Regions from separate parts of the Mus musculus genome. Here region 1 is linked to region 2. Evidence: chromatin loops called from intact Hi-C (ENCODE). Cell type or tissue: left cerebral cortex. All regions are shown on one strand. Each heading gives the region's core, and the rest is flanking DNA. Links, peaks and the distances in the headings are about the cores only.

Region 1 (15,826 bases), core at 5,146-13,145, 590 kb before region 2:
TGATGCTCCTCTTTAGCCTCCAGCCTCCAGTACTGATATTTTATCAAGAGCCTCACAAGGGTGTGGCACTCACTCTGCACTGAGCTGGAGTGTGCGTCCAGCTCCTTTTGTATTTTATTTCCAGACCAAGTCTTACTAAGTTGCCCAGGCTGGCCTTAGACTCATGGATTTCCCATCCTTCTGCCTCACTCTCTAGTAGCTGTTAAGGGCCTGAGCTAGCCCTAGCTTCTGTTTATCCTCTAACCTCAGCTCTCTTGTGGTGTGTGTGATAGGTAGACTCACACCTCTTTTTGGCGTTTTGTCCATTTTAAGATTGGGTTACATAGGTTTTTCTAATTTTTGAGTTTTAGGAGTTCTCTATACATTCTGGATATTACTTTCATATCAGAAATTTACTTTACAAATATTTCCCTCTCATTCCTTGGGTTATCTCTCATTCTACTTGCTTCTTTTGCCTTGTCTGTATAGGAGCTTTTAAGTTTTCTGTAGCTCCATGTGTCTGGTCTTGCTTTCTTTGCCTTCAGTAGTTTACATTTAAAACTTAGATTTATCTGATCCTTAAAAGAGTAAAGGCTACATCAAGAAAGAACATTCTATTGTTTAGGGGTGGGGGGAAAAAACCACTAACAACTCTTGGTGGTACTCCAGGGGACAAGAAATATGTCATTCAGTAGCCAGAAGATGATAGGTGCTGGTTCCCTGTGAAGCAGCTTGGTTTACTTTGATGTTGCTTAATTCTCCTTGAGTTTAAAGCAATCTAGGTGTTCTGTATGATAACAGACACACTTCATGCCCTGGAGGGTGGAATTAAGTACCTAGAAATAATTGTTTTTGGTTTCATAAATACCTCAAAAGGAAAGGAGGAAAAAACATTATTGAGAAAATTTGTCTTCTAGACATTCCATCATGAACAAAACATCACCAACAGAGATAAAACTGAAAATTGTTTTATGATACCCAAACCTAAAATAACCGGCTCAGTTAAGTTTTAAGTAAATACTGTGTTCAAATCTGCCGTGATGTGTTTGCAAACAGCTTGCTCTCCAGTCTACCAGGTGTACTTTTCAAAGCCTCCCGCCACTGAGTCAGCGGAGCCTGTGAGCAGGGGAAAGGGAACTTAATTTAGAGGCAGCGATGTTAGAGCATCGCTGAGTTAAAAGGAGTATTTTAAAGAAAATGTCTAATTTTCTTTTCACTCATACTAATAAAACCTGTATTCATTTCTATTTAAATAATTACTTTTCCAGTATCCTGATGGGCCATTCTTACTTAATTGCTTTGTCTTTTTTTGGCTTTGTGCCAGTTATTTTAGACAAAGTTTCATTATTATTTGGCATCAGCTATTAATTAGGTGGCCAAGTGGTCACGTTCATATTCGGAGAGAATGTGGGGTTTTTCCCCTCACAAGTGTTTGCACATGAAAACCGTAATTAGCCAATTTAAAGTGATACCTCATGACATAATTTGAGGATTAACTTTCTTCCCTGTGGATATTCTGTAATGAATTTAAAATAATTTTTAAAATTGGTATGACAAAAATTTTTGTACCTATCAGATACATGACCTTTGATTTTATATATATTTTCTTCTTTTCCTGGGGATTGGACTGAGGCCTCTCATGTGAGAGATAAGTACTTTATACTGACCCACATCAAATTTTATAATTTGTTTTCATTGGACAAGCAGTGTTACATTTCTATTCTTGGTATGTCTTGTCATGTCCATATTGGATTAAGAAAGTTATGTGTAATTATGGACTGATATCATATTCGAGGACATAAAGAATGTCACTAACTAGAATGGTAAATTATACAAAGAAAGACCCCTCAGCTCCCTGTCCCAAGACTTCTGATCCTTTTAATTCTGTAATTAGCAGATTAGAGAGGTTTACTCTATCAGCACCTGCTATGTTTGCATCCAGAGATATAGTAGGAAAGTTAAAAGTTTTCTCTCACTCAAAATGATTGGGATAAAACACATGTTTGCATCCAGAAATATAGTAGGAAAGTTAAAAGTTTTCTCTCATTCAAAATGATTGGAATAAAACATCAGATTTCTTTGAAAACAGTCTCACTCCAGGGCATATAAATAAAATTAACAATGGAATTTGCTTTTAATCTCAGCAGTTCTGCCAGGTCTCAAGCCAAGTTTAAACGTCATCAGTTTACTTACAATAGTGTCTAGTGCAAGAGTTAAATTCATTTCTCAGAGAGTGCACTTCTTAAACATTCTTTATATCTTTAAGAGATGAGTTCTGCATCCTTATTTCTTAGGTGGTTGGTACCTTACTCTAAAGAAGGGACAGCAAACCCATACCCTCAGTACATCATTGTAGCCAGTAAATGCCACTTTTTTTCTGGTGTCCTCTTAGTGGCTTCAATGAACCCTTGGGGCAATGAGTCTCCTGATGTTTTAATGCTGGAGCTTGGGAGGCAGAAGATCTCTGTAAGTTTGAGGCAAGCCTGATCTATAGAGGGAGTTCCAGGACAGCCAAGACTATATAGAGAAACCCTGTCTGGAGAAACAAACAAAAAGAAAATTATCATAGGAAAGACTTAGAGCTGTTTATTGGTCATTGATCACGGTAGCACCTGTGATCACAATGGCAGACAGTTTGTATGAGTGTGTACAAATGTGTAGCAGGAGTGTCCTTGAGAAGCTGGGAAGTGTTCCTGTGGTCCCAGCTACCTGAAGATTGATGTGGGAAGATGACTTGTGCCTAGGAGTTGGGTAAGAGAAAGAGAAATAAATAGAGACTGGGTGGACAAATATAAGTATATTTATTCATGACATAGATCAATAATGAGTGGATCACCAAATGTTTTAGTAGTATTATGAAGTTGTATATCTAAAGTACTGATATGACAGTATTATAAATCTTTTTTTTTTTCATGCTTGGTACCAAACCCAGAGTGGCATGGGACAAGCATTCTATTCCTCTCAGATATGAGAGCTGTCAGTTGGATGTCTGTTTGCTCTATGTAGAATAGCTTGCTGGGGGTTTTACATGACATGAGACCTTAGACTGGTGGTTCTCAGCCTGAGTGTCATGATCCCTTTGGGGGTCAAACAACCCTTTCACAGGGGTCACATATCAGAAACCCACACATCAGGTATGTATATTACAGCTCATAACAAGGAAGAGTGGACTGGAACATGAAGGGTCTGGTGGAGGGAGGATGGAGGGTCCTAGGAGAGAGAGCTGGAAATGGGAGGCATTACAAGGGTGAGGTAGAAACCTAGTGCAGTAGAAACTCCAAGGAACCTACAATGATGACCCTGGCTAAGACTCCTAGGGACACAGAGCCTGAACCAGCTGTCTTCTGTAACCAGGCAAAGCTTTTCAGTGGAGGGAGTGGGACATCAACCTGCCACAAAATGTCTATGTATTATTTATCTTACCTGCAAGGTGGCACAGTACTTGTGGGTATGGCCAACCAATCACTCTCCATCTTGAGGCCCATGCTATGAGAGGAAGCCCACCCCCCTGACACTGCCTGGAGGACCAGGAACAGAGACTGGATAGTCTAGAGTCCCAGGATGGAAATAAACATGAATGGTCAAAGAAATGATTTTTAAGGATACTCGTAGACCAGAACCTGGAGCCTAGCATAACCATCACCAGAAAGTCTTTAACCAGCAACTGATGCAGATTTGCACAGCCAAATGTTAGAGTGGACTCAGGGAACCCTGAGGAAGATGGGGAGCGTAGGAGCCAGAGGGGTCACGAACACCCCCAAGAAAAACCAGAGTCAACTAACCAGGGCTCATCAGGGGCTCATGGAGACTGAAGTGGGAATCAGAGAGCCTTCATGGGTCTGACCTAGGCTCTCTGCATGTATGGGTGTATAGGTTGATATTCTTGTGAGAAGTTAGCTTTGACACTTTTGCCTGCTTTTGGGACCCATTTTTCTCCTACTGGGTTTCCTTGACCTGCCTAAAATGAAGGGAGGTGCATAGTCTTTTTGTGTGTTAGTATCCGGTCTGTAGTGGAGGAAACGATCTAGGTGTGAGGGGAGGTTGGGGGGAAAGACTTGGAGGACAGGAGGGAAGGGAAACTGAGTTAGGGATATAATTGTATGAAAGAATGAAAAAAATAAAAATGTACAGTAGCAAAAATTTTTATAAATTAGGAATGATAATAATTTTATAGTTGGGCGTCAGCACAATTAAGAGGTGCTATATTAAAAGGTGGCAGCTTTAGGAAGGTTGAAAATCACCGCCTTAGACAGTTGTGTACTGATTGATTAAAATAAGAAAAGCTCTTAAACTTTGTGATTGATTAAAATAAGAAAAGCTCTTACCCTTTGTGAGGTTTTTATGTTTAAGTTCTACTTCCTGTCCAGGTGTGTGAGTTCTAGTTGCTTTGTTTTGCAAAGTAGAACTTAACTTTTACTATGCATTTTTAGTCTTGTTTTGTTTTGAGACAGAGTAGGGTGGAGTCCGGGTGGGTGGGGTGCAGGTGAGGGGTGCTGGTATCTCAGGCTGGCTACAAAGTTGCTATGTAGCCCAGACTGGCTTGGGTTTCCTGACCCTTGTTGTCTACTGCAGTATGAACAGGTCCACTTCAGGCTGCATTTCCTTTATTTATTTATTTATTTATTTTTTATTTTTTTATTTTAGAAGGTAAAATTTGTCAAACTTTGGAGTTTTTATGATATAAAAAATTTGGTGTTCAAGGTCTTATGTGTAAAGTAGAAGCTATAACCCTAAAATTAAGCAACACAAAATTCAGTACAGGGTAAATACAATTAAAGAATAACCAAAGTGTAAAAACAGCCTTTGGTCTTCTATGCTACACCTAGAAAAACATTTTTTTTCAATGTTGTTTTCAAAGCAACCTTTCCTTTAGTAGCTCATCTTTCTTTTTTCCCACTGACTGAGAGGTAGGAGTAACACACAGCACACACATGTACACACACACACACACACACACACACACACACACACACACACACACAACTTTATGCATGTTTGTGTGGGAGTAAGGGGCACCCATACCTGTGGATGTGAGGGGTAAGAGTAGAGTGTGTGTGTGTGTGTGTGTGTACACGAAAATACACACACATATACACACACAGGTGAATGTGAGGACTGAAAATAATCACACAGACCTGTGTGTGTAACACACACACACACACACACACACACACACACACACACACACACACAGAGGAACATGTGTAAAACAGTCTATCCTATGTGGGCAAACATCTCTGTGTTCCTGTAGATGGACTTGCATGTCCTTTGCAGCCTGATTCTCCGTTTGTTGCTTTGGAATTTGATCAGAGAACATTACGGATGGGCATGGGAGTCTTGAGTGCTTCCTGTCAGATAGGGAGAGATTTGATTGTGTTGATTCTAGGGTGACTCTGGCCCCTCTCATAGGCTGAGCACCTAGGTAAAGAATCCCAGCAGCCTTGACCCCTTGCTTTTTTTCTGCTTCCCATTTCTGCGTAGCTTAACATCTCCCTTATCTTTATATACATATTAATATTCCCAAGCAGGTGTCCAGGAAGCTCCTTACAGAAGTGGCTGCATCCGTTCCGTTTTTTTGAGGAGTTTGATGAGAATAGCAGTGCTCACTTTACTCATTTAAATTTCTTGGGGAATGTTGCATGCTGCGTCCTTATGTGTAGCATGGTGTTAGTGTGGGGTAGGTGACCATGGAGATGGGCCAGAGGCGAAGACTGCAGGCTGAGGGAAGAAGCAGCTACATCCTTTAAAGAAAGGGCTTGGGTCTAGTTACAAAATACTGGAGAAGGCCATCTATCTCAAAACCATGATGTGACACTGACCTAATAGGAAGAGTGAATTGCTTTTGGTATTGGTGTGAGCTGTGTTCCTCTCTTGTTTTCTGCTTCTCTTTTCTCTTAAGTTTGGGCCAATATTAGATACTTAATAAAGATTCTTAATAGTATTATATACTGTGTGATATCTGACTTCCAATGGCACTGTTTATGATGAACAAGAGATCAGAGAGTGAAAGCCACATTCTTTATCATTTGATACCAGCACGGACTTTTTAGCGATACTTATTTTGAGTTTTCAGCGCTTTGTTCCTTCATGAACACTTTATGGAGACAGACTTGTTATGAGTGTTATGAGACAAGAAGGTATCAAGATAGTAAGACACTCAACATCCACGTGACAGTAGGACAGAAGTTGGTGGGGCCACCAGTTCTCACTGCTTTCCTATGTACAGTCTCAACTTTAGTCTCAGTTTTCAGTGGTGTGCAATTTTAAGAGCACTCATTCTCAGTTTCTCACATTTAAAATTTTACATTTGGAGATTTGTGGTCTAAATAGAGGATTAAGTGGGGAGGGGTGGAAGGGAGAATGAAGACACGACAGAGGTGTGGAACAATGATGGACATAGAGGTAGAAAGGTTTGTTGAAGAGCTTGAGACCTAGCCTGCCCAGAGAGCCCCATGTTTAAATGCTGTAGGCCTTAGAATCAGTTGATCGATCTATCCTTAACCAGACCCAACCCCAACCCCATGATCATTTCCAGCACCTATTGCTCAGGACACCCCCTGCTCCCATCTTCCTCTTCTGTCCTCGGAATTTTGCTGGACAGGTTTCATCAGGTAGACCCACCCTCCTGTCACTCACAGCTTTTGCTGCCACCATCCTGCCCTAGGACACATCATGGGCAATGCCTGAGTCCTGTGTTTGTTGGCTGTGACATTTAAAAATTCCATCATGAAGCACCCACACTTTGGTCTTCCTTCTTCTTGGGCTTCATATGGTCTGTAAATTGTATCTTGGGTGTTCCGAGCTTTTGGGCTAATATCAACTTATCAGTGAGTGCATTCAATGCATGTCCTTTTGTTGGGTTACCTCACTCGGGATGATATTTTCTAGTTTGATCCATTTGCCTAAGAACTTCATGAATTCATCATTTTTAATAGCAAAGCAGTACTCCGTTGTATAAATGTACCACATTTTCTGTATCCATTCCTCTACTGAGGGACATCTGGGTTTTTCCAGCTTCTGGCTATTATAAGGCTGCTATGAACATAGTAGAGCATGTGTCCTTATTACATAGTGAAGTATCTTCTGGGTATATGCCCAGGAGTGGAATAGCTGGGTCCTCAGTTAGTACTATGTCCAATTTTCTAAGGAATTGCCAAACTGATTTCCAGAGTGGTTGTACCAGCTTGAAATGCCACCAGCAATGGAGTGTTCCTCTTTCTCCACATCCTCGCCAGCATCTGCTGTCCCCTGAGTTTTTGATCTTAGCTATTCTGATTGGTGTGAGGTGGAATCTCAGGGTTGTTTTGATTTGCATTTCCCTGATGACTAAGGATGTTGAACATTTCTTTAGGTGCTTTTCAGCCATTCGGTATTCCTTAGTTGAGAATTCTTTGTTTAGCTCTGTACCCCATTTTTAATAGGGTTATTTGATTCTCTGGAGTCTTAACTCCTTGAGTTCTTTGTATATTTTGGATATTAGCCTTCTGTCGAAGTAGGGTTGGTAAAGATCTTTTCTCAATCTGTTGGTTGCCCTTTTGTTCTATTGACAGTGTCCTTTCCTTTGTCTTACAGAAGCTTTGCAGTTTTATGAGGTCCCATTTGTCGATTCTTGATCTTAGAGTACAAGCCATTGGTGTTCTGTCCAGGAACTTTTCCCCTGTGCCCATGTGTTCGAGGCTTTCTCCCACTTGTTCCGCTATAAGTTTAAGTGTATCTGGTTTTATGTGGAGGTACATGATCCACTTGGATTTGAGATTTGTACAAGGAGATAAGAATGGGTCGATTTGCTTTTGTCTACATGCTGACTCCAGTTGAACCAGCACCATTTATTTAAAATGCTGTATATTTTTCCACTGGATGATTTTAGCTCCTTTGTCAAAGATCAAGTGACCATAGGTGTGTGGGTTCATTTCTGAGTCTTCAATTCTATGCCATTGCTCTTCCTGACTGTCCCAGCACCAATACCATACAGTTTTTTGTTTGTTTTTTTAATCACTATTGCTCTGTAATACAGCTTGAGGTCAGGGATGGTGATTCCCCCAGAAGTTCTTTTATTGTTGAGAATAGTTTTCTCTACCCTGGGTTTTTTGTTATTCCAAATGAGTTTGAGAATTGTACTTTCTAACTCTGCAAAGAATTGAGTTGGAATTTTGATGGGGATTGCATTGAATCTGTAGATTGCTTTTAGCAAGATGGCCATTTTTACTATATTAATCCTGCCAGTCCATTAACATGAGAGATCTTTCCATCTTCTTCATTAATTTTTCCATCATTTTGAATAGCTTAGACCTAGGTTTTTGTTGTTGTTGTTGTTTCTATGATTGACATTTCTAGAAACAACTTTATTGGGATATAATACATATACAGTTTAATGTTGTGACTCTACTAACACTCTGCAATTACAGTTATAATTTTGAAGATATAGGAAAATAGATGATTTTTGTAATACTGGAAGTACTACACTGACTTTAACCTCTTAAGTGAGATAAAATTGTATAATACAGCCTTGAGTAGCTCAATGGTAGAGAGCTTACCTAACATGTGCAAAGCCCTGGGTTTGATGCCCCTCCCCACATCACAACCAAAACAATATAATTGTAGTATTCAGGAGGTAGAGGGAGGAGGATCAGGAGTTCAAGGTCATCATGGGTTCAAGACTAGTCTGTGCACATGAGATTCTGTCTCAAAAAGAAAAAAAAAAAAAACAACGTAACCTTTGAAGCACTTTAATGTGGTATTTGGTAAGATCCACAAACCTGAATGAATTATTAAAGTAATTAATGTATTACTAAATATTCTAGGGAAAAATAAAAAAGTACAAAAAACAGAAATATTCACTATTCTTGATAAATTAGTTATCATGGAAGATCATGAAATAATGGTGCCATAGCTATAAATGCCTGCCTTAGAGCTCTTCATTCAAAATTGGTTTTAGACACCCCATGTATAACTCTTGTAATTCTATCAAGATTTCTATTACCTAAGGTTGGGCTTTCTGAATCATTGTATAACATGATGAATCTGGTTGGTGATCAAGTAATATAATTCCATTTTTGATCAAAAAAACAAAATTAAGTTTTTGAATTAATAAGTTGACTCTAAAAATAGTCATAAATGGTGAGTCACACATTTGAGCAAGTATAATGTTGGAAGTGTCCTGTAATGACAGCATTGATGATAGTTTCTTTCCCCTACAAATTTTAGATCTTTAAATCTATTTACAAAAAAAGAAAGAAAACACAGCTGTGTAAGAATTGATGTGAGGTTTTTTTTTTTTTTTTTATACAGATAAAGAATAATGTATACATACATGTATGCTTGGAGCATCTTTCTATTGACCAGCTTGTTATTTTATAGACTTACATAACCAACTCCATGTGCCAGACCGCTGAAAGTTCTACTTTAGGGTCGATTTTATCAATTCAGAGTAAGAATGCTATTCTCCATCACCTATGGAAGCTTCTGGAGAGAATACAGGGACAAGGTCTGGCTGAGTATTTGAGGCTGCTTTCCAGCTCAGTCCTGATTCACTTTCCCAAGAGTTGCCATTGTGGGCGAGTGTGACCACATATAGCTAAGAGAAATTTTAAGCGGAATGTGAGATGGCAGGGTACTCTGTGACATTAAACAGTTTTATAAAGAGCTTTTAGGCTCAAAGTAAAAGCTGACGTATAAACCTACATTGTATATTTTCTCTTGGTAGAGCAAATCTATGTGTGTGCATAAACAAATACTCGTGACATTAGAATGGTAAAAGCTGTGGAAGCACAAATTTGTTCAAATATTTCTGAGGCTGATTTTTATACTGATACTCCACTCATATCAAAATGGAGGACAGTTATTACACAGTTTCTATTGTTTGTACTTTGATACGTGTGGACTGTGAGTGTGTGTGTGTGTACATGTGCATGCATGTAGGTACCCATGCCTGTTCTGTGCATGTGGAGGCCAGAGGGTAGCATCCAGTGTTCCTTTGTTGCTTCTCTTTGGAGATGGGGTCTTTTGCTGAACTTGGAGCTCACCAGTTGGCTATGAAGGCTAGCCAGCAAACACCAGGCCAGCTGTGCCTCCACCTCTCAGCCTTTGGATTATAGATGTGCACTGCCGTATCCAGTGATTACGAGGACACTGAGGACCTAAGTCCATGTATATTTGGTTCTTTTTAGCTCCTGTAAATTGTGTTTGAAAGAACATAAACCGTTTCTTTTTATGACTTCTTGGGTATCAATTAAGGAAAGAATTATTGATGGATGTGGTGATTTGTTTTTGTAATTTGAGCGTTCTGGGACTGAGGCACAAGGATTACCAGTATTTTGAAGTTACTCTGGACTCCAGAGTGAGTTCTGGGACAGATTGGACCAGTGTGAGACATTGCCTCAAAAGGAAACGCATTTTTATTAGTTAGGGTGATTTTGGCTAAACGATGCTGTTAAACTTTCTTCTGCTTCATCCTACCACCTCTCTTAATAGTAGAAAATACTAATTTTGTGTGGAATCTGCAGATCTTAGAATCATTTTATAGACAATAGAAAAACAACTTTCAGAATTCACACTTTTTTGGAGTCACATTCTTCCCAGAAAATGAGTAGATTTTTAGGGTGGGGGTGGTGTGATAGCTCAATCATTTCTTTCTCTCCAGCTCTATCTGAAAAGTTGGAACTTGTGGATCTATAAAAATTCTGAGGCACTCGTGTTGGAAGTACACATTAGTACTGTTTTTTTCTTGTTATCTGTAATCTACTACATATCTTCTTTTAGCCCAATCTCAGTCTTTTGTAAAGCTTACATAATAGGCTTCTTACATAGTTCTGTGATGGAAGAGAGGAATCTCTGCAGGCCTTATTTTAAGATGGCAGGCTCTGCTGGACCAAAACCTGAGGGCATAATTAACAGTGTCTTTGGAGGGACCATGTGTGCTGACTTCATGGACCATTTGGCCTACAAGATGGGATTTAGTTCATAATTCATTGTCATGTGCTGTATTCCTGTGGGAGTATAGGGTCTAGCTGCTTTACATTGAATAAGTTCTGAATGTTTTATCTTGGTCCAGGATGGGTTATTATACTCGAGAATGCACTTAATTACAAGCTTTATGTGTCTAGCATCCATTCCGCGTTACCTCCTCTTCACTGCAGCTGACATCATCTATGGGATTTCATTTGCAGGTTGAGTACAGTAGGGTTTCAGGAAGTCTGAAGCTGTCAGATTTGAAATCTGCTTTCTGTCGTGTGTGTGTGTGTGTGTTCATTCACCTCCTCATTTTGGAACTTTTTGCTTAGAATTTATGTATTTAGTATTAATGTTATCAACTAAACAAACATATTTGTTAAAATTCTCAGGAAGGAGGCATCATTTATGAGTGGTGGGTGATCTGAGAATGTTGATGCATATGCCTGTGTGCTCAAGTGTGGAGGCTACGGGTCCGTGTTGATGGTGTCATCTGGGGCTTTAGTTGTTGAGACAAGGTCTCTTACTAACCCTGGAGCTCACCCCTTAGCTAGCCTGCCTGGCCAGCCACCTGTGGGTAGCTTGCAGCTACCTCAGCAGCACAAGGCTGCAGATGTGTGCCTCTACAGTCTGCCTTTTAACATCTTTTTAATGTTACAATTTTATTACTGGATAAAATCTAACTGGTCATGATTTACTACTAAATTTTTTTATAGAATCATGTTCCATTTATATTTATTGATTTATTGATTGATTGATTGCACAGTTCTTTTGGTTTGAGGGGCAGATATCTTTACATCTCTCAGACACACTTTGTCAACATTGTCCCGTGTGTTTTATTTTTCAAGAGTTTAACTTATTGATGATTGAGAAGCCTGTAATTAGATTTCAGGATTTTATCAGGATTTCTAAATGCATTTGGTTATTGTGCAACTTCTTTGGAAGATACATATTTTCCCTCAGTTTAAATTTAGTGTGTGCACTCTCGTGCAAGTGCATGTTCGTGCACGTGCGTATACATGGGAGTCGACTTTTTTCCTTCAACCATGTGGGTCTGAGGCCTCAAACTCAGGTTGTCAACCTTGGTGGCAGGCGCCCCTGTCCGTTGAACAGTCCCACCAGTCCTGTTCTTTTTCTATCAGATGAATTTTATTACGTAAACTTCTTTAATGTGGAAGGCTTAGAGAAAGAGGGGAGTAGGGCTCTTTTTTTTTTTTTTTCATTTCTCCTGAGAAGTCTTTAAAGAGATGTTTATACAAATCAAATATGCTTATAACTTAAAAGAAATAATTTGGTGTGGCAAGTTTTAGGTAATAATAATAAAAAGTATATACACACTCCATAACCTTTCTTTGAGTCTTTGGTTTAAGTCCTCTGTCATACAGTGCCAAAGCGTTTTTCTGAAGTGTGTGTGTGTTGAAACATGCACGCCTGTCCTAGTGTCGTAACTAATTATATCTCTCCCATGCTTACTTCTAGTAATTGGATGGCGACCTCCCACAGCATGCGTTTTAACTTTTAGCTTTATCTGGAGGGCCTGCTATAGAAATTACGTTTTTACCACATAGCAGCTTAGCTGTGCACAGTGTGCACTGTTTAAAACATACCATATACTCTATGCTTTGCAGAAATAGTGTACGTTCAGGGGGAAGGTTTTTTTTCCCCCTTTTTATTGAGAATAGATTCTCTTCTTGCATAATATATCCTAATCGTTGTTTCCCCTCCCTCTGCTCCTCTAAGTTCCTTCCCACATCCTTTCCGGTCTGGATCCATTTCTTTTCAGTCTCCTTAGAGAAAAAAAAGAACTCTAAGAGGTGTGCATTAAGATAAATCATTCTATCCGAGTTGGCTATGACAAAACAACAGACGGAGAAGGTCCAGGAGATGGCTGAAGAACCAGGCGCTTGTCCGTGCCCTCGGGAATCCCTGATGTAAATCGCTAACATAGAACCCACAGCATGCTCGCAGAGGACCTGCTGCAGACCCCAGGAAGCCCTAAGCGCATGCTGCTCAGTCTCTAGGAGCGTGGCTCAGCTGATTTACAGGATGCTGTCTCCTTGGTGTCCTCCAACCCCTCCGGCTCATACACTCGTTAGCATCTTCTTCCCCCACAGTTCCCTGAGCCCAGAGAGGAGGACATCCCATTTAGGATTGATGGAGGATTTGATGGAGACCTCGAGTTTAGGGTTGAGGGTTCCAGTGTCTCTCACTCTCTGTGTAATGTCTGTTCCCATCTGCTGCAGGAGGAAGTGTCTCTGATGATGGCTGACGAAGGCACTGAGCCTCTGTGGTTCTACAGATTGTAGCATTGTAGCCTGGTTATCATTGACTTAACAGCTATTACCCACACATAAGTGAATATATACCATAAGTCTTTCTGAGTCTGAGGAAAAAGCTTTAGCAGTGAAAAAAAAATTGTAGTTGGGCTGACACGCATCTGCCTTTGCTGATAATTATACACTGTGTCAGCTGACTTTGGTGTTTCATCTCTGAATTGGAAACTGACAGCTCAGTGTGAGAGTGAAGTTTTTCAGAATTTATTTTCCCTTGAAGTTTTTCAAAGATCACCTGTAGGAGAGACTGGATGGCGTGCTGGTCACTTAATCTTCGTGGTCGACAATGATTTGACACATATTCTATGAAAATGCTCCGAGGAGAGTTTTCACAGACTAATTTAGAAACTCTTGTCTTGGACATGCTTGTGACGAGAGCAGTAAATGTTTGTTATGCGCACAAGCATGTATGAAAATATGTGATCCTTGTCCATGCCTGCTGAAAGAGAACTTTACCAGTTCTAAGTCTCTGAACTGCAGTCTCGTAGAAATTAAAGTCTTAAGGCTGGGAGCAGTTAATGCTAGTGATGGTTTGTGGTGGTTAGCATTGTGCCGTGCTGCCTGGTGACTGTACTCTGGGGACTTAAGAGATTCCAGTCAGCACTTGGGAAGGAATACACCACAGAATCCGAGACAATTAAAGATTTTTAAAGAGAAAGATTCAAAGACTTTTTACTGTTAATAAATAGGCCATTGGGGCTTTGCATACAGAAAGGGATTTTGCAGTTATCTTACTGATAATTACTTAAAATCTAACGCTGTTTTGTCTTAAGATCTTTATTTGCTATCATTCTTTTGCTGTAGTTAAAAATAAAATAGCTGTATGGGTGTGTACATGTGCACAAATAGGTGTGTGTGTGCATGTGTATGTGTACATATGTAGAGGCCAGAAGACAACAGTTAGGCTAGGCTGGCTGGCCAATAAGGTCCAGAGATTCTCTTGTCTCTGTCTCTCCAACACTAGGGATACCAGCATGTGATATGAAACCTGCCAGTTTTAGGTCTTCAAACTTTCAAGACAAGTGCTTTACCATCTAAGCTCTTCCCCAAACCCCTAAGTAAAGTTCTTAAATTATTGTCTCAGATATAACTGTCTCTAAATTTCATGCCACCTTTAAAAGGTTAGCCTTGTTTTGGTCTTGAGGCCAGCAGTAGTACAGAGGCATTGGACTTACATGGTATGTCCTGCAGTGTGAAATTTGTATTCCTAAATAATTTTTGTTTTGAAAGTTGAACTCCCAAGGATTTCTACTTAATAATCTATAGTAGTTTATACATTAGAAAAAGGTAGATGGCCAAATTAAAATAATGGAAAGGGTCTTTATGCTTTTCCAATCCATTTCTGTTAGCCACTTTTTTCTGTAGTATCGATCAAATTAATGCATATATGTTTAATACTAAGTTAGGTGAGAACATTAGAATTCACAGCTGGTAGACCACATGAGAAGAAGCTAAGTCTCAAACTGTGAGTCCCCAGCAGCTCTGTGGAAAGCTAGATGTCAGCGTGGCTAATCACAGGAGCAGCCTTGTCAGTGGACTGAACTCCCAGGGGCTGGGAACGCTGAGGCTTGTAGGGTGCTGAACTGGGGACGCCTTGTCCTCCGCAGGGAGTTGGCAGTCTTACTAGACGTTTTGTTTGTCACAGATGACTGAGTTAGGGAGACCTGCTGCTGGTTAGACTAATGACACAGACTTGTACAGAGCCCAGAAGACTTTGTGCCATGGTGAATTCGGTAAGACCCACTCATAGGCGTCACTGGACAGCTAACTGATTAAATAAAATAAAAACGTAACTGGTTAATGTAGATGGGAGGTTCCCTCAGAATTCTACCTAACAAAGTCCTTCCCTTAGAAAGACATGTTTCTGTTTCTTTAAGCTTCTTCATGAGTGGAACTCTGAATTCCACTTCCTAACATTCTTGAGTAAATCTGATTTGTAAAGGCATATGGATACTTTATATACTTGGCACACTAAAAATATTTAGTCATAAGCCAACAAATCAAACCCAGATATACTGACTTATGTAAATGCCAATCATATTATATGTCAATGCTTGGTAAATTAGCATGTTATTAAGTGCACTGAAACTCATGCTTTAATTTTAAAATATTGTGAGAAATTGCTAACCTATAAATATATGGTTTTTTTAAGTAGTGAAATAACTTCTTGATAAAAACTACCACCCTACCACCACCACTGTAGTATTTTCACATGTTCACTGTTGTTTCTTGGTGCCATCAGCTCCGCCGTTGTGACTGGGGAGAACAAACCCATTTATTTTGTTTGCTTGTTTCTGCCATTTGTTTTTAAATCTTCATTCAGAAATAACTAACTGATACAGTGTTTAGGATCTCCCCTTACACCAGTGATTCTCAGCCTTTCTAATGCTGTGGCCCTTTAGTACATTTTCTCATGTTGTGGTGACCCCAACCATAAAAGAATTTTCCTTGCTACTTCATAACTGTAATTTTGCTACTGTTATAAATTGTAATGTAAATATTTCTGGTTTTTTTTTTCTGGTTTCTTTGGGGTTATGCCACACAGATTGTGAATCACTGGCTTATAC
Region 2 (15,826 bases), core at 4,704-12,703:
CTCCACAGAGGTCCCGTGCTGTCTCTTCATCATCCCTGTGGCTTAGTAGTTGGAACAGCTTTCGGGAAACCAGGCTCTTGGTACCAAAGACCATTTCTAGCTCAAACCCATGTCCTGAGTTTGACAGCCTTCATTTTTATCCAATGGGGGTGGGTAACACACGAGGAAAAAAAAATTGGCCCTGTAAAGGGATCCTGAAAGAATGACATATTTGTCTATGAAGTATAAATACGAACAGCCATGGAGATATGGCCCTGTGGTGCGAGGCTTGCGCTCTGGCAACATTCATCTTTTGCCAGGAAACCCTAGATTTAGTACCTGAGGGACTGGAGTTTCAAATACCTTATACTTTTTTTTTAATACTCTGCCAAGAATTTAAATTGGTAAAAGCTGGGGACTGACAAAACTTGATCCCCAAGAGCTTTTCTGGCACTGCTTTATCAGAGACTACGGTGCCATTATTTTTATTATAATTATTATTTTTTTCTTTGGTGGGGTGAGAGCTCATTTATAACCCAGTGACTTCTACTCCCAGTTGTATTTTTTCTTAAAAAAAAAAAATCCCCAATGCTTAAATAAACAGAGGCTTTGCCTCTTGCAATGGTGTTAGAGGCTGTCATTGGATTTACATGCAAGAGGTTTTCAAGTCCTTTCATGTCTTTAGATCAAATCCGACAGACTTGAAAGGAGGGAACTAATTTTAGGATGCCTACTGCCACCAGCAGCGGCTTCTCATGCATCCGCACTCAGCCCTTCCACCCCTTTGGTCCCCTCCATGCCCTGACCGCAGGCATTGCTGCTCAGGAGTACCTTCTGCCTTAGTCAGCAACGGCGTTGGGTGTGCAGAAACAGACAGCAAGGAGGAAGAAATGCAGGTTTGTGCTCTGCCATCATTTCTTAGCCGTGGAACTTTAAACAAGTGACTGTCTTGAAGTCTAATCTACAAACTGACCATTGGATTTGCATCTGAGCATTGCTAGGAGAACGAAGTTAAAACAGATGAGGCAAAACTGCCTGATAGCATGAGTTCTCCGAGTGACCATCTGGTCTACACACAAGGACAAGGAGAAAGAAAGGAGGGGACACCCTGAAACAGCTCCGTGGGGGTGCCTCCCAAGGTTAGGGCCTTGACATAGATGTTTCTAGCCAAGGAAACAACAGCCACCACAGGGGCATATAAAACAAGAAGGTACTATTTACTGCACAGCATCTTTGCGGTCCTCAGTGCTCCCTGCAGCCATATTCCCCACTCTCTTCAGACCCTTGTTGGATTTTACCAGCAAGCAATTGCCAGGGTCAGCTCACCACTCCCTGCCTAGGGAGGCAGCAGCCACAGCAGCCAGTGTGTTCTCCGACAGACCTGGCATGTCCGAGCTGGCTGGAAATGACTGGAGTTTTATTATACAATTAGATCAAGTCTCTTAGGTGTAGTAGCCCTCCTTGTACTTAGAAGAATAGATTAGCCATTAGGACTTTGTATATTTTTCCCAGTAATTGACACCACATCCCATTTTCCTCGCCAAGGGGAAAAGAACCGCATAAAACAATCATGATTTGGGGGCCAGAAAGCAGGGGGGCTGGGGCGTTCACCTTGCAGCCATCTTTCTGGGTCCATCTGATCTACTTCTTTCACCCAGCTTTGAATCTCTCCAGAAGGCAGGCAGAACAAGCTTTGTTTTGTTTGTTGTTGTTTTTCCATTCCACGGCCCCTCAGGCTCAGACTCCCTAAGCACTTTGCTAAGAATAACCCAGGCATCATTTGCCACCAACAGACAGCAGCCAATTCTGGGCCAGAGCCTGGACATTCATAAAGACCCAGTGCAAACAGCTCCATTTTCCCCTCCCCATCCATTCCAACCTCCTCATCCCTCTCTTTCTTCCTTCCTCCCCTCCCTCCCTGCTTTCTTCCCTCCATATGTTTAGCTCCCAGGCTGTTCCAAGACAGGTCCATTAGTCACCGTTTCTGGAAGTATCACCTTTGCTGGTCAGGGAAAGGGGTGTGTTCGTATTGGAGACCCTTTGGTTTCCTGAGCTAAGAAACGGGGGAAAAATTGGACCCAAACCTCTGGTTTATTTGTGTCCACTTCTTTCCTCGTCTGCTGCAAGTTTAGATTTGCTGAGAACAGGAAGAAACCCATCACAGTGAGCAGTTCCAATAGGAAAGAGGGGAGTCACCTAGGTAGGCTTTGCCTGTACTTGGCATGGCCTGTGTTTACAAGGGGCCTCCATCTTGTGTTTCAGCCAAAAGCAGACACCTCAGGCCAGGCAGGCTGCATTCACACAAGCAAAGTAAACAGATGTTGTCAGATGTCTGGTCAAACGTTTGTTTCCTTTGGTCATGTCCTCACAGTCTAAGCTCAGATTTGAGCCGCAAGGCTGGGTGGCTATAGCAGACTGTTTTAATGTTCTGCCCATTGCTGCAAAATAACTGGGAGCTAAAGACCCTTCCCAACTGCAGCTGTCTCTGCGCCAAGGATTCATGGCCCTCGGCACTTCCCTAACCAGACCAGGGTGTGCAGGTTCCCAGTGCCGACACAGGCCAGAGCCATTCGCAGAGTAAGGTATGTGGCTGCTGCTACCACCCGTCTCTTTCTTCCTGGATGGACCATCAGACAACACAGGCAGCAGCGGCAGAATCAGTGGAGGTGAAACGCAGCACATTTTTCAGCTCGGGTCGATGGGTCCAAAGGGACGCCTTGCTGACACGTCCAGGCCGACTCCGTGGAGAGAAGCTGAAATGCCTATTTTCCAATGAGATCAATAAACCCACTCAGGCACTTTCCGCTCAGCACAGCTTTCCTGGGGTACCCTCTGGCCTTGTCTGTCTGTGTGGGTAGTCATAACAGGAGGTGACTTCATGTGTCTCCCAGGCCTCACGTGCACCCAGACTTTGTGCTCCTAGAGACAAAGGCAACACTTTTTATTGAGTCCCCAAAGCCCAAGGAGAAGCACGAGATAGCAAATGACTTTTCTTTGGCTGGTGATGACTTGTGAAAAGTCTGTTGTTCCCAGCAAGGCTTAAACTAAAAAGTCTACTGTTCGGAGTGAAGTGTGGGCCTCTCTCCACACGGCTCTCCCCCTCCCTCCCAGTACTCTGCCAGAACCAAACAGCCCCTACCTAGCCCTACCCTTTGACACTGAGAGCACAGAATAAAACTGGTTCCACTCAACCCCTGGGTTTGAAAACATGCAGGTGTAATTAATTTCCCACTTGATGTGCATATTTTTTTACTTAAAAAAATAATTTTTAATTCATTATTTTTAAAAACTTCCTATCACTGCATTCCCTCCTGCTGCCTGTCCATTATTAGCCAGAGGCCAGGTTCAGCCGGGCTTTCCCACGGGGCACCAGGCAAGTACCTGAGGGCCTTACCGCGTGGTGGCGTTCCCTCCCTCCTTCTCCCTATTGCCAGAGGAAACCCAGCTGGGCCCCTCGGTCTGCACAAGCCCCTAATTTAAGTTTAATAGCACGGCAATTTTACTGCTTTTGGCCAGGGTGTTTTGAGAAAGGTTAAAATATGTGAAAAATACACACTAAGAAAAATCTGTTTAGAAAACAATTCCAGTCTAAGTGCCGAATGCTCTCAGCTTCTGCCTCCTTCCAGGAAAGCAGCTAAGAGCAACCACACAATTTAGCTCCATTTTGGGGGTGGGGGGTTTCCATTTCCTTCCTATGGGATTTTTTTTATTAGCTTTTTTTTTTTCCAAAAAACCAAAAAACAAAAAAACCTGTTTTTCTTTCCTGATGCTGGTTTACTGCCTTGTATCTATCTACCCCCAAGGAGTTTAAAAAACCTCAAGTAAGTATTATTAGATTTTTTTTTTCTTCGTGTATTTTCTGATTCTTCTGGTGTGAGAGTGTGTGGTCAAAGTCCGTGTGTCTGCGTGTTGGTGGGGTGGAGGGAAGTGTGTCAGGGCCATGATGTCCACAAAGGCTACGGAGGAGCTGCTAAGCCTTCCAAATGTGTGCGGAGAAGTGAATTGCCTGTTGTTGTTGTTGTTGTTGTTGTTGTTGTTGTGACAACCTTACTGGTGGACGGTTCCTCTGCTTCCCAAGCTTTGTGGAATATCTGTTGAAGGGGTAAGAGAACCATGGGATTGAATGGACCATCAGACACCACCGTTGACCTCTGTGAGCAACGTGATCGATGCTCTCCACTGTGCGTTCAGTTAGGTCTTGCAAGCAAGCGCACTGCGAAGAGGAGGAGACCATGGATCAAAGAGTACATGGCCTCTGACACACTCAGACTCACAGGAGTCTAACTCAGTACTGCTTCTCCACGGGAAACTATCTCAACTTTGAGAAGGTACACACAATCTCCCTAGAAAGACAAGCACATTAATGGAGTACCACGGGCAAATGCTTTGAGCTGTTGGAAAGAGTTAATAGTTAATGGACATTGACTCAGCGTTAGAGTAGCCGTTCTTCCTCTGGGGGAGGAGCAGGAGAACACTGGGCTTGCTCAAGAAGAACAAAGTGATTTCACAAGTTGCCATTCCCCTGCCCTCCTCTAACTCTGCACAGCTTGCCACAGCAGGCATCACTAATACATGGACCAGAGTCCTCAGCTCCCGATTCTAGATACCTCTTAACAGCACTCTTGCGGTCTTGGTCTTCCGTGCAGCACAGCAGACCATAGTTTGTGCTCTGCATGCTTGGTGATGTTTAGCACATCTGTCATCTCCCCCACCTCGATCTATTTTATGTAATTGACTTATACCAACTTTTTTTCGTTTGCATTAAGATCGGGCCCTTTTGTGAGAGCAGTGTCCATAAAGTAGTAGGTTTAATTTAGCGACTGTATGATTCTGAACACTGGTTCTAGGGAAGCACACGTAATGATGTAATGTGTGGTGGTCTAGGAACCCCTCAAGGTAATGTTGGCAGGTTTTCTAAACTTGCTGTGTGGTGGGCATGGCAGCAGAACATAGCTTTGGAGATTGAAGGGTCTTGGCTGGACCCCTGGAAGACTCTGCACCGGCTTTCCGTCCTCGGGTAACTGATGTGTAATCTCTTTGAATTCCATAAAATGGAAGTATCAGGACTTTCTTTGCAGTACCATTTTTTAATTATTATGATTAATTCTTTGAAATGTTGCAGAATACACTTTGGTTATATGTATTCCTTTTTCTCCCCTATCTTCCCACCTCACTTTGTGTCTTGAAAAAACAAAAAACAAAAACAAACAAAAAATCCTGAAACCAATTTGTGTTGCCCAAATACTCTTAAGTGTGGGCCATCTGATGGAATGTGGTTGATTTACCAAGGACCCCCGTACTTAAATACCTTCTTCTTGCCAGTGGGCTAGGGGAGGGACCTCATGACCACCTCCCACCTCCATACTGGTTATGGCTTAATTATGACTTAGTTCTGCACAGGTCTCGTGCATGATGTCACAACATAGTTGTAACCTACCACCTCTGGCTCTTAGAATCTTTCCATCCCCTTTCTTCAATGGGCCCTGAGCCTTGGGAGGAAAGGGTGTGATGTGGATATCTCATTTAGGGCTACACACTTCCCAGTCTCCTATTCTCTATGTTGACCAGTTGTGTACCTCCTTTAGCCACCATCCACTGGGGGGGGGGGGGGGATGCAGACTCACAGGATTCTAACTCAGTATTGCTTCTCCACTGGAGACAATCTCAACTTTGAGAAAGTACACATAATTTCCCTAGAAAGACAAGCATATTAATGGAATATCGTGAGCAATCTTGAAGGTCAAAGTTAATGTACTGTAATAATACAGACACAGCACCTAGCAGCTTTTGGGCATAGTAGATGCTTAATAAATGGCCACTAGTGGAGATCTCTGCATGTTGATAAGATTGGGGCTGGTATCATCACTTGTAAGCCTGTCTGAAAGTCCCTTCCCTTCCCCTTGCACCCCAGCTGGACCCTGTCTGTCCTGATGCCTGTAAACATTGCTGAGAAACTGCAAATGATGTTCTTTGAGGGTAGATTTTTCTACCCCCCACTAGCCAGAGAGAGCCTTCCAGAATTTCTCCTCCACTGTTTCTCAGAGGGATATAGTGTTATTGTCAGGGAATTGTGTTCAGTAACAGGATTCCTTCATAATTAGGGAACATGTTCATTTTGGTGATACTATTTCCCCAGGGACTCTGGGTATCTTAATTGCATGAATGGGTTTTCTTTCCTGTTTTGTGTCTGCTATTATTTCTCATGTTTTTCTTCTTATAGGGGATGGGATAAATGAAGCACACCTATGAGCAAGGTCTCTGATTTAAGGACCAGAGCATAAAACACACAGCACTTCACCATCCCCGGTGACCAGCAGATTGCCCGGGAGGCTCCATCTCGGTTTCTCCCTAGACAGACTAACACACTTATTCCATCAGTTGATTTTGTTGATTCTAAGCCACACAAGGCACTAGAAAAGCTGTATTTTGTGGTCATCCCAGTTTGCCTATGAAAAGCAGATGACACAGTTGTATGGCACTGACTTCTCTCACGAGGGTTAGTTTGAAAGCCGTCTGTGTTTATTTACTTTAAGGGAGAAAGTGGTGAAGGAAACAGCAAGCTGGGTGTGTTGTGAAGGCTTCAGGCTCTGTGCAGCTCCTTCCTGTGACTTCCTCGGGACAGAGAAGGGAAGACACTGGCCCGCCATCGTAGGTGGCTTGCTCCCTACACTGAATGGACTCTCCCTTACTTCTTTCTCCCAAGCTTCCCCCCCCCCCCCAATCCACTCTTTGGGTCCAGACCAGTTGTCCTCAGGATGGGAGAAAAATATTGGGGCCTCGCTGACAGCCCTGGGGACAGATCTGGGTCCTAAGCAGATGGTTTCTGCCAGGGGAGGGGAGGGAAATTCCTGATACAAAAACAAGATAACTGAGAGAGAAAGAGAGAGAGAGGCAAGAGCCAAAATCATGCCCGGAATGTAGGGAATTCACAGGGATGAGAAAGAAGATGCAAACAATGTACAGAGTGTGAGGGGGCCGGCTCCCATCTCCACCTCTGCTTTATTCTCTCCGAACAAGCAACCTGTCTCTTCCAAATGGACAGTGGCAAGCCCTCAGGCACTCCTGGCCACCTTATTTCTGACTGGCCGTGAACTTACGGGATCATGCTGCCTGTGTGTGAGAACATGTGTACGCGGTGCAATTAAAAAGGAAGTCAGAAGACGGAACAAATCAATGGCTACCGATTCATAATAAGTTCCTTTCTATATATTTATTTATTTTCCTTTTAGCCACTAAAGGAGCAACAGCAAACTTGCAGCGAGCAGTTGTTGCCAGAGGGTGAATCATGGCTATATTGATTTGATTATGTAAAAGCTCAGAGGAACCTCAAGCCAGATACAGAAATATCTCATAGCCCTGAACCCTACGGGACACACACTAGTAAAAAAGCAATCTTTATATTGTTCCTGATAAAAGCATCATTAGTTTCCTCATAGTGAAACCATTTCTCTGCTGATACAGTATATGGTTTTCTTTTCCTCTAGAATCCACTCAGACATAATTAACACTCAGTTACTAGACTTGAGGCTCCCAGGAGTGCCCTGCTAAAGTTAGGGAGGGGTTAAGAGTTAGAGATGGTCAGGAAGAAAGACTGAGACAGGGTGGTAACAGAGGGAGAAAGGAAGGGGCTGAGAGGAGATGAGGGAGGAGAAAGAGGGAGGTCGAGGCAGGTGGGGGGAAAGTATGGAATTTCCCCTTTTCTGTGGTTTTGAGCATCCCCCTGCCTGGCTTGCACAGCTGTAAGCGCCGGCGCGGTGGCGCCCTCTGCTGGGCGAGTTTATCCTCCCAGCTTTGGAGCCCCACAGCCGGGAAAGCCCCATTCTGCACAACACTCTTCCATACTTAGGTGCTTTGCTTCCTTAAGAATAACACTTCAGACATCACCTTCCAGGGAGGCGTCTTGAATGGTGCCTCTGCAGACAGACAAAAGCTGACGACACATGCGCTGTCTGCTACAGCTGCAGGAGCAGCAGCAAAGCTCCATTGCCTTTAAAGATGGGGGTAAAACGCCTGACTGAAGCATTCCTGGAAATAACAGGGTGGAGTTTGCTGGGTCCAGACATTTTAAGGGTTGAGGAAATGGAAGTTGGGAGCAACAAAGACTCCTGCTTTTAGGGCTTCAGGTCCTGCCTAAGGGACGTCTTGGCCACCTGTGGCCTAGAGAACCCACATAGCAGAGAACTCTGATCTCAGCCTGGGCTTCAGTTTTGTCAAGAGAATAGAAACGCCCAGCGTGCTGACCAGCCTGTGCACTGCTAAACAAATAATGACCCTCTCTGAAAAGGAAAATTGTTGATTTAAAAGTCTTAGATTGGAGGGTTTGAATGTACACAGCAGGAAGAAACCAGGTCCCACTGGAAGTTTACGCTAGCATCCTCTGTTTATGTTAGAAAGCCTATGGCAATACACACATATACACAGTGGCCACGAAAGCATAAATAAACAAAGGAACACTTTTCACACATAGGGACACAACCAGAACCACATGGTTACAAACTTTCAAACTCCAGCATGTCTTAACACAATCTCAGAGCGGTGGCAGCTTGCTCCTTAGCCCTGTCCTCAAGTCTTTTCCTCTGTTTAAACAAAGCTGGTGCATGAGGGTGGGAGTGGGGGAGCATGAAGTGGAAAATCCCCAGATTATCTAGGACCCCACTGTTCAACACTGGGGGCTCAGCCCGATGCCGCTTCCCAGACAGCAGAGTCCCCGTGCTCTCGGAGACACCTGTCTGTTGAAGACTTTACCCAGATCACAGGGGATTAAAGAGAGGAAAAAAAAAACTTCTCAGAGAACTTAAGATGCACACCACAGAAGACTGGTGAGCTTAGTGGCCAGTAGGATATGGGTTCTGAGTCACCTCAACGCATTTGGTAGTAGTGTGCCTTCATCTCACCGTCTGCAAACAAACGATAATGGCAGAAGTCCCTGCCTTACAGCCCTTACACTCATAAAGTGGGCAGATGGTTCAGATTCCTTCAGAGTGGTATTCGGCATATGGTAACCACCACGTGAAGAGTTTTGTCAAGTAAACATACACAGTTCTCACTAATAATCCTGAGACCCTCTTCTATAGCCCCATGAGGTAAGAAGAGACAGTGAGACCCGGTCCCTCCTCTTGGAGTCTTAGGAGTCTCTTCCCGTCTCTCGGTAGCAACGGTTTATTGGATGCTATACTAATATGATACTTGACCTTTGGAAAATCAGCTTGGATAGCAGGCTTCACCTGCAAAGCCCTTACACAATTTCAAAGATCTTATTTAGTATACATTATTTTTTAAAGTCAAATAGAGGAAAAGTTTTATTCTCATTTGAGAGAGCAATTTGAACCTATTTATTTTTACTTCCTTTTTTAAAAAAGAAAAAATGTCAAACTCTTAATCAGTATTAGATTGTGTGGTAGTCTGAATAGGTTTGGCTCCCATAGATTCGTGTGTTTAATTATGCTTGGCCACAGGCAATGGCACTATTAAGAGGTGTGGCCTCGTTGGACCGAAGTGTGTCACTGCTGAGATGGGCTTTGAGACTTCCTCAGCTCAGGCTCTGTCCAGAGCTAATGATGACAGTCTCCTTGCATCTGCCTTCAGATCATGATGTAGAATTTTCATCTCCATTGCCTTTGAAGTTCTGGGTAAACCAGCTGACTGAAGCACTCCTGGAAGCAACAAGGTGGAGTTTGCTGGGTCCAGACATTTTAAGGGTTGAAGAAACAGAAGTTTGGAATGGCAAAGACTCCTGCTTTTAGGGCTTCACGGTTCCTGCCTAAGGGACATCCTGCATTCTATCGTGGGTCAGATTTCTATGAAACAGTAGCAGTGAATAGAGCAAGAGAAAGAACAGAGCAGAGAACAGACTGTGGACAACTTCCTGTAAGCCTTGGTATTGGAGGGGCAGGATAGCTCCTGTCATCTCTCATTAGGGTGGGCTACCTTCTCCCTCCAGGAAATTCCATCACAGAGATGGCTCGGTCTCCTGGATGGTTGCAATGGGCATTGTCTGGTATTCCCTATGGCTACTAAGTTGACCTAGAGTTGTTTGTGACTATCTCCAGTGCATAGGGCAAAGGAGACGGCTCAACCCAGGGATCTGCTCACATCTGGACTCTGCTCTGAATTCAGACTTTGGAAAACTCATAGACTGTCTCAAAACCTTGATTCTCTTCATTCATGAAGGGAATGGTAGCTTTGATGTTGCTTTTAGGGATGAAACAACATGATAGGTGAAGAATTTCCCAGGCTATAGATCTGTGCAGCTGTAGATGTGTCAGGGTTCTGTTCTGCTTTGTTTTGCCCACAGCTCACACAGATGCCCGTTTCAGATGTGCTCAGTAAACCTTCACTGCCACAGAGAATGTCATTTGTAAGGGTCTATAAAGATCAGAAAAGAATTACTGCAGGTGTATACTTGGGAAAAAACCTTTTAACTTACGAAGTTTTAGACAGCAATGGAAAGGGATTTGAAGGGAGGAAGCCAGTCCTTCAGATGGGTCAAAGATGAGGTCAGGTCTTAGCTTTTGTCGACTTGAGAAAGACAAGTGGAGGGTGTGGCTTAACTATAAGACCTCCTCTGGAGGTAGGAAGATGCCACCTCTTCTGATACTCCATGAATGAACTTTCTTTCAGTTTCTTGATTTTTGTCCTCACTTCATTTTTCTCCCATCTGCCCCTCTCTTCCTGATCTACATGAGTCTGCTTTGTCAGGCAAAACTCAGAAATACTGACATGTGGCTTGAGACTCTCAGGAGCCAGGAAGCTGAGACAAGTTGAAAGTAAAGCTATTTTTTAAATCACAGTTTTCTTCTAAGAAACACAGCTTACTCATAACTCTTTCAATATGTTTCTTTGTGTCTCTCTCTCTCTCTTTGTCTCTCTGTCTCTCTGACCCTTTCTGTGAGAGTCAGAAAGAGAGAGAGGGTGAGGGAGAGGGAGAGGGATTTAGATAGTTCCACTTGTCCTTTTCCATCTGTCAAAGCTGTGAGCCCCCAGTGTCCCAAGCCCTGCTGAAGTGTCTGGATATTTCCTTTGGACATAAACAGTGCCTCATCTCTGGGGCTCTGTTCATAGACTCTGTGGATTCCTACCCAAGTCAACTATGAGTCTCTTCTCACATGCCTAAGACCCAGATCTCTCCACTCTCTGCATCCATCTCTCCATTAGGATGTTTCCTGCTTCCTGGTTAATGACTGGTAGTTATCATTTTTAGGACACAGTCAAGGTGAAACCAAGTAGATTTCACGACTTCAATTTCCAGACTTCTAGGTCATATGCAGAGAAAGCCTTGCAAGATTATAAGCCCTACAGCCCTGTGAGGGGCGAGGTTTGGGCCCTGGCAGTTTCTAGGGCAAGAGTGTATCATGAAGTACTGAAGCGCTGGACCCTAAGTGAGCAGGTCAGAAACATCTAATGGCGGTGTGCATCTAATGATCGTGTGCGTTTAATGACTGTGTGCCTTTGTACTCATTCCCAGGATACAGCAGGCTGAGATGATCCTCTTTCCCCCTCCCCATGTCATGGAAATCCTTTGGATTTCTGAGAAGAGATTAACAATGTGTTTCTGTGAGTGTGGAGTGGGCATCTCTTGCAAATATGTATACAAAGTCATCACAGGAACTGAGAAACAGCGTAGTTAGACTATTGGCGTTCCCCCTTCCTCTCTCCTTTCCTCGTCCTCTCTTTTCTTCTCCATCAGAAAGCTCCACTCAGTCCGAGTGACACATCTCTCCCCTATTTCCCTATATCTTCTGTTCATTCATACTCTCTGCCAAGGGCCCCCAGTCACACCCCAAACCACACTTTCCCCTATCTTCTGGTATCTTCTGCTTCTTCATCTAACTCAGAATTTGTTTCCTTGGGCTCTTGTCTGGCCCTGTTTGTCTGGAATCTCCTCACATCAGTTCTTCTTAATGATAGCTCATTTCCTTCTTGGCTCAATGAGGTCTAGATAGACTCAGGGGTCATGCCATACTGTGTGCCACGGCTTCCTTAGATCAGTGAACATCTTGGGTCAAGTTAGCCAGCCTGGAACAAACATATGATATTTTATAAAATACTGTGTAAGGCTATCTTTCAAGCAAGAGTGGCAGGCTTCTCCAAGAAGGAGAATATGTACAGACTGGGTAGTCTCAATGCTGCTTACATGTAACCAAGGCATCCTAGTTAGGGTTACTGTCCCTGTGATGAAACAACACCATGACCAAACCAACTTGAAGAGGAAAGGGTTTGTGTGGCTTACACTTCCACAGCACACGTCATCATCAAAGGAAGACAGGAGAGGAACTCAAACAGGGTAGGAACCTGGAGGCTGGGGCCACGGAGCTGTGCTGTTTCCTGGCTTGCTCCTCATTGCTTTCTCAGCCTGCTTTCTCTTAAAACCCAGGACTACCAGCCCAGAAGTGGCCCTGTCCACAATGGACTGGACCCTCCTATATTAATCACTAAGAAAACAGGCTTGCCCACAGCCCAATCTTATAGAGGCATTTTGTCAATTGACACTCCTTCCTCTCTGATGACCTTAGCTGTGTCAAGTTGACATAAAGCTAGCAGCCACACAAGGTGAAGCAGGTGCCCTTAAGCCAGAGACCTTTAAATTCCCTTCATTATTATCATATTTAAAGAAAAGACCTTTAAAGTATCCTAAATTTTGCTTTTTATTAAGCCATGTTATTCTATCAGGGCAGAGTTCAGCAAGCTAGGATTCTGTGCTGGGCAACACTAAGCTCTTAGGATATCATCCACATTCATGACCAATCCACCAGAGCACCCAGAACCCAGGACAATACAGGAACTTTCCCAAGACAGTAGCTGCAGGTGTGCCAGCCCGTGAGGCCTGATTCATGGATTTGCTGAGTCTGACTACATCTGCTGGAACTGTGTGACAGGTGATGAGAGTGTGCTTTACTTCAGAAACCCTTTGAAGCCTCAGCATACATCAATGATGTCACATAGAAAAGCAATTTTACAAGTGTCTGACAGATGATGGAATGGTCAAAGGAAATCAGCTATGCAAATTGTGAGACGTAAGTCACACTTCTATTTGTACTGTGACAGTGTGAAAATTGGAATTATATTTTGTCAATATGTGGGGGGAGACAGAGACTGCATGTAATGTCTTATGTCCAAATTATCTGTGATGGGCCTACTACACCCTTGATTTTTTTCCCTCTCTTAACCTTCATTATTGTGTTGAACTTGATTAAAGAATCTAATAGAATTGAAGTGTACATGTGACCATTAATAAACAGTGAATTGGTTGATAATGGAGAAATAAATTACAACATATTCTGTTGGTAATCGATTAGTTTAATTCTGCCAAATCCATTTCAAAGTCATAGGAAATAGTAGAAAATTTAATTTAAAGTTCAAACTATGCCACTATGAAATAGGCACCTCACCCATGAGACCCAGACTATCTTGCTGAATTGTAGATCTGATGGACAGACTGATATGAAGCTACGTTATTAGAAGCTAGCACAGGGCTTCGTTGGGAGATGAGCATCAAGAACCACCCTTACCTGAGGAGCTATTGGCAATCCATGCTACTAGAAGGAGTGTGAGAATCGGTTTTCTTTAAGGGTGTGGCTCCTGGTAGGTATGTCATTTTTATATAACTTTAATTTTTAAAAGATAAAATTACATAATTTCCCTATTCTTTTCTTTTCTTTAACCCATCCATGTATACCTCCTTTCTTTCATTCAAATTCATGAACCTCTTTCTTTGCTGTTGTTACATTCATGTGGTGTGTATGTGTGTGTTTGTGTGTGTTCCTACATGTACAAATCCAACCTGCTCAGTCTATGTAACGTTACTTGCATGCTTATGTTTTCAGGGCTGAGTATTTGATATTGGGTCACCAATTGGTCTGATTTTTCCCAGGAAAGGTTGTTTCTCCCACTCTTAGCATTCCTTGGTAGCCTGTCATTCTTTGATTTCTGGAGCTGGAGAGATAGCCTAGTGGTTAAGAGCACTGGATGCTGCTGCAGAGCATCCATTCCCAGCATGCACTTGGCAGCTTACCATATGTGTACTGGTAACTCCAGTTCCAGGGAATCCAATGTCCCTTCTGACCTCCAGGCGCCAGGCACACACGTGGTACACATACATGAAGGCAGACACACACACACACACACACACACACACACACACACGCAAACCAAGATAAGTCTAAGTAAAACTAAGGATGTAAAGTCTCTCAGCCTTAGTTTGTCTAATGCTGATTTTGTCAACTCACTTGGAGATTTTGGAAAGATTTAGCCAGACAAGGCCTGTGGCATGCTTAGTGCACAGTTTGGCACACAGTCAGTACCAGGCAGGCAGCGTGTGTTATTATTTTACTCATTTTTCCTCTTGGAAGGAAGAAAAAATACTTAAGGAGCAGCATACCTCAGAGGTAAATTCAAAATATAATAAATAACACAGCCCTCCGGCTGTTATTAATCACAGCTTCATTTAACTTTAATTCGGTTGAAAAAATATATTTACAATTCTCCCTGAATCTGAATGGTAAAACCTGGAGGTTTCCCAGGATGGCACCTTCGGCAGCAGCAAGCCTCACGCTCGTCAGCAAGCATGTTCCTTTCCAGTTACTGGTGGAAAAATGATAGCCTGACAGCAGCTATAGAAGCCGCGATAATCTGCCTGACTATTGATCCTTATTACAGGGAAGGATTGGTTTGTCTTCCCAGCCCCTTTCTGGAACTCTTTCTCTATCCATTCCCAGGGGAATAGTAGTGTCATTGTCCACCCGTTTGGCCCTACAGCGATTCCGGCAAATAGGAATTTGCATCGGTGCCCTGATTTAAAATTAGTTTTAAATCATGAAGTTTAAAGTATTTGCATTTGTATAATTTGTATATATTTTGAAATAAAATAGTGTTTATCTTCTGCCTTTCTGTAAATTTGAGTAGGAGTTGGAAATTGCTTCAGAAGCAAGGGGCGCAATGCTCAGCTACTGTGAATTAAGCCATTGCTGCTTGCGTTATCACTTAGCATATGTTAGGGGCTCATCTCTATCACCAGGAACCTGATTCTTCCTGGCTGACACTGATCCACCTTCTCAGATATGTTGGCTCTCGTGATGCTCTCCTTTGATTCATGATTACAAAACGACTTCTGTAGCTCCAGACATCATCCCTCATACAATCACCCCCCTCCCAAAATGAACAGCAAGAGAGAACCCCTCCAAAACATATATATTTCATCCTCTTGGCCAGGATTTGTTAGGACCCTCAGTCACAGAGTGGCTGGAATGCACGTTCTGGCAGAGCAGAATAGAGTTTCCATGCCTGGCTTAGACCGGTCATGACTCATCTCCCGGAGTTGGCTAATGGGGAATGAACATATGGGATTATCTAGAGAAAAATAATATATATCATCTGCATTCAGTTTGAAAACATGGAGATAAGAAGTGTTACTTTTCCTGTCTCCTCTGAATCCCTCTCACCCCCAACTCTCAAGTCAGAAACACTGTCACACTCTTTTTTTTTTACGGAAGAAAGAAAACATTTCTCGTGCCAATAGAAGTGTCTTAGCACTAAACAGTGACTCCAGAGTTCCTAAAGTTCCCAACCAATTATTTATGAAAGTGTCTTGCTTTCAGGATTCTGTATAGAGAGGGAGAGGGGCCTATTGCTGGTGCCTGAAGGCAGTCTGTGAGCAACAGATATATAAAAGTCCTAAGAAGTGGTTCAAATGAAAGGCCAACTAAGGGGCCTTATATTGACTTTATAGGCCAATTGTGAAGAGATGGCTTACATTGCCTGGCTATGTAGGATCCTAGGACAGAGATCACCTTTTTCTTGACTCTTTGAGCAAGACTGGCCACCTAAAACCAAGAGTGTCTTCACTCCTGGC

The links. Peaks named below come from ENCODE experiments on the same cell type or tissue, not always from the same donor. Only the 100,000 strongest peaks of a DNase experiment are listed, where the experiment ranks them.
Region 1: a loop joins it to region 2, with 2.6 times the contacts of the local background. A loop is called at or near these places in 1 of 42 quality-filtered maps.

What each region holds. Positions count from the first base shown.
Region 1 is chr4:84,651,021-84,666,846 of GRCm38, reverse strand. The region is part of intron 1 of Bnc2 (basonuclin 2); the gene reads left to right. Among named protein-coding and RNA genes, the nearest start is that of Bnc2, 16 kb to the left of the region's middle. In left cerebral cortex, for the core only: no CTCF peak of the experiment used is centred there; a DNase peak (open chromatin) is centred at 9,540.
Region 2 is chr4:84,056,744-84,072,569 of GRCm38, reverse strand. Gm33480 (a long non-coding RNA gene) reads left to right here. Exons shown (of 2, transcript XR_390688.2): 2 at 1-175. It overlaps Gm33410 (a long non-coding RNA gene), which reads right to left and starts at 101. Exons shown (of 3, transcript XR_390687.4): 1 at 1-101. In left cerebral cortex, for the core only: a CTCF peak has its summit at 7,744 (motif pointing left); a DNase peak (open chromatin) is centred at 7,761.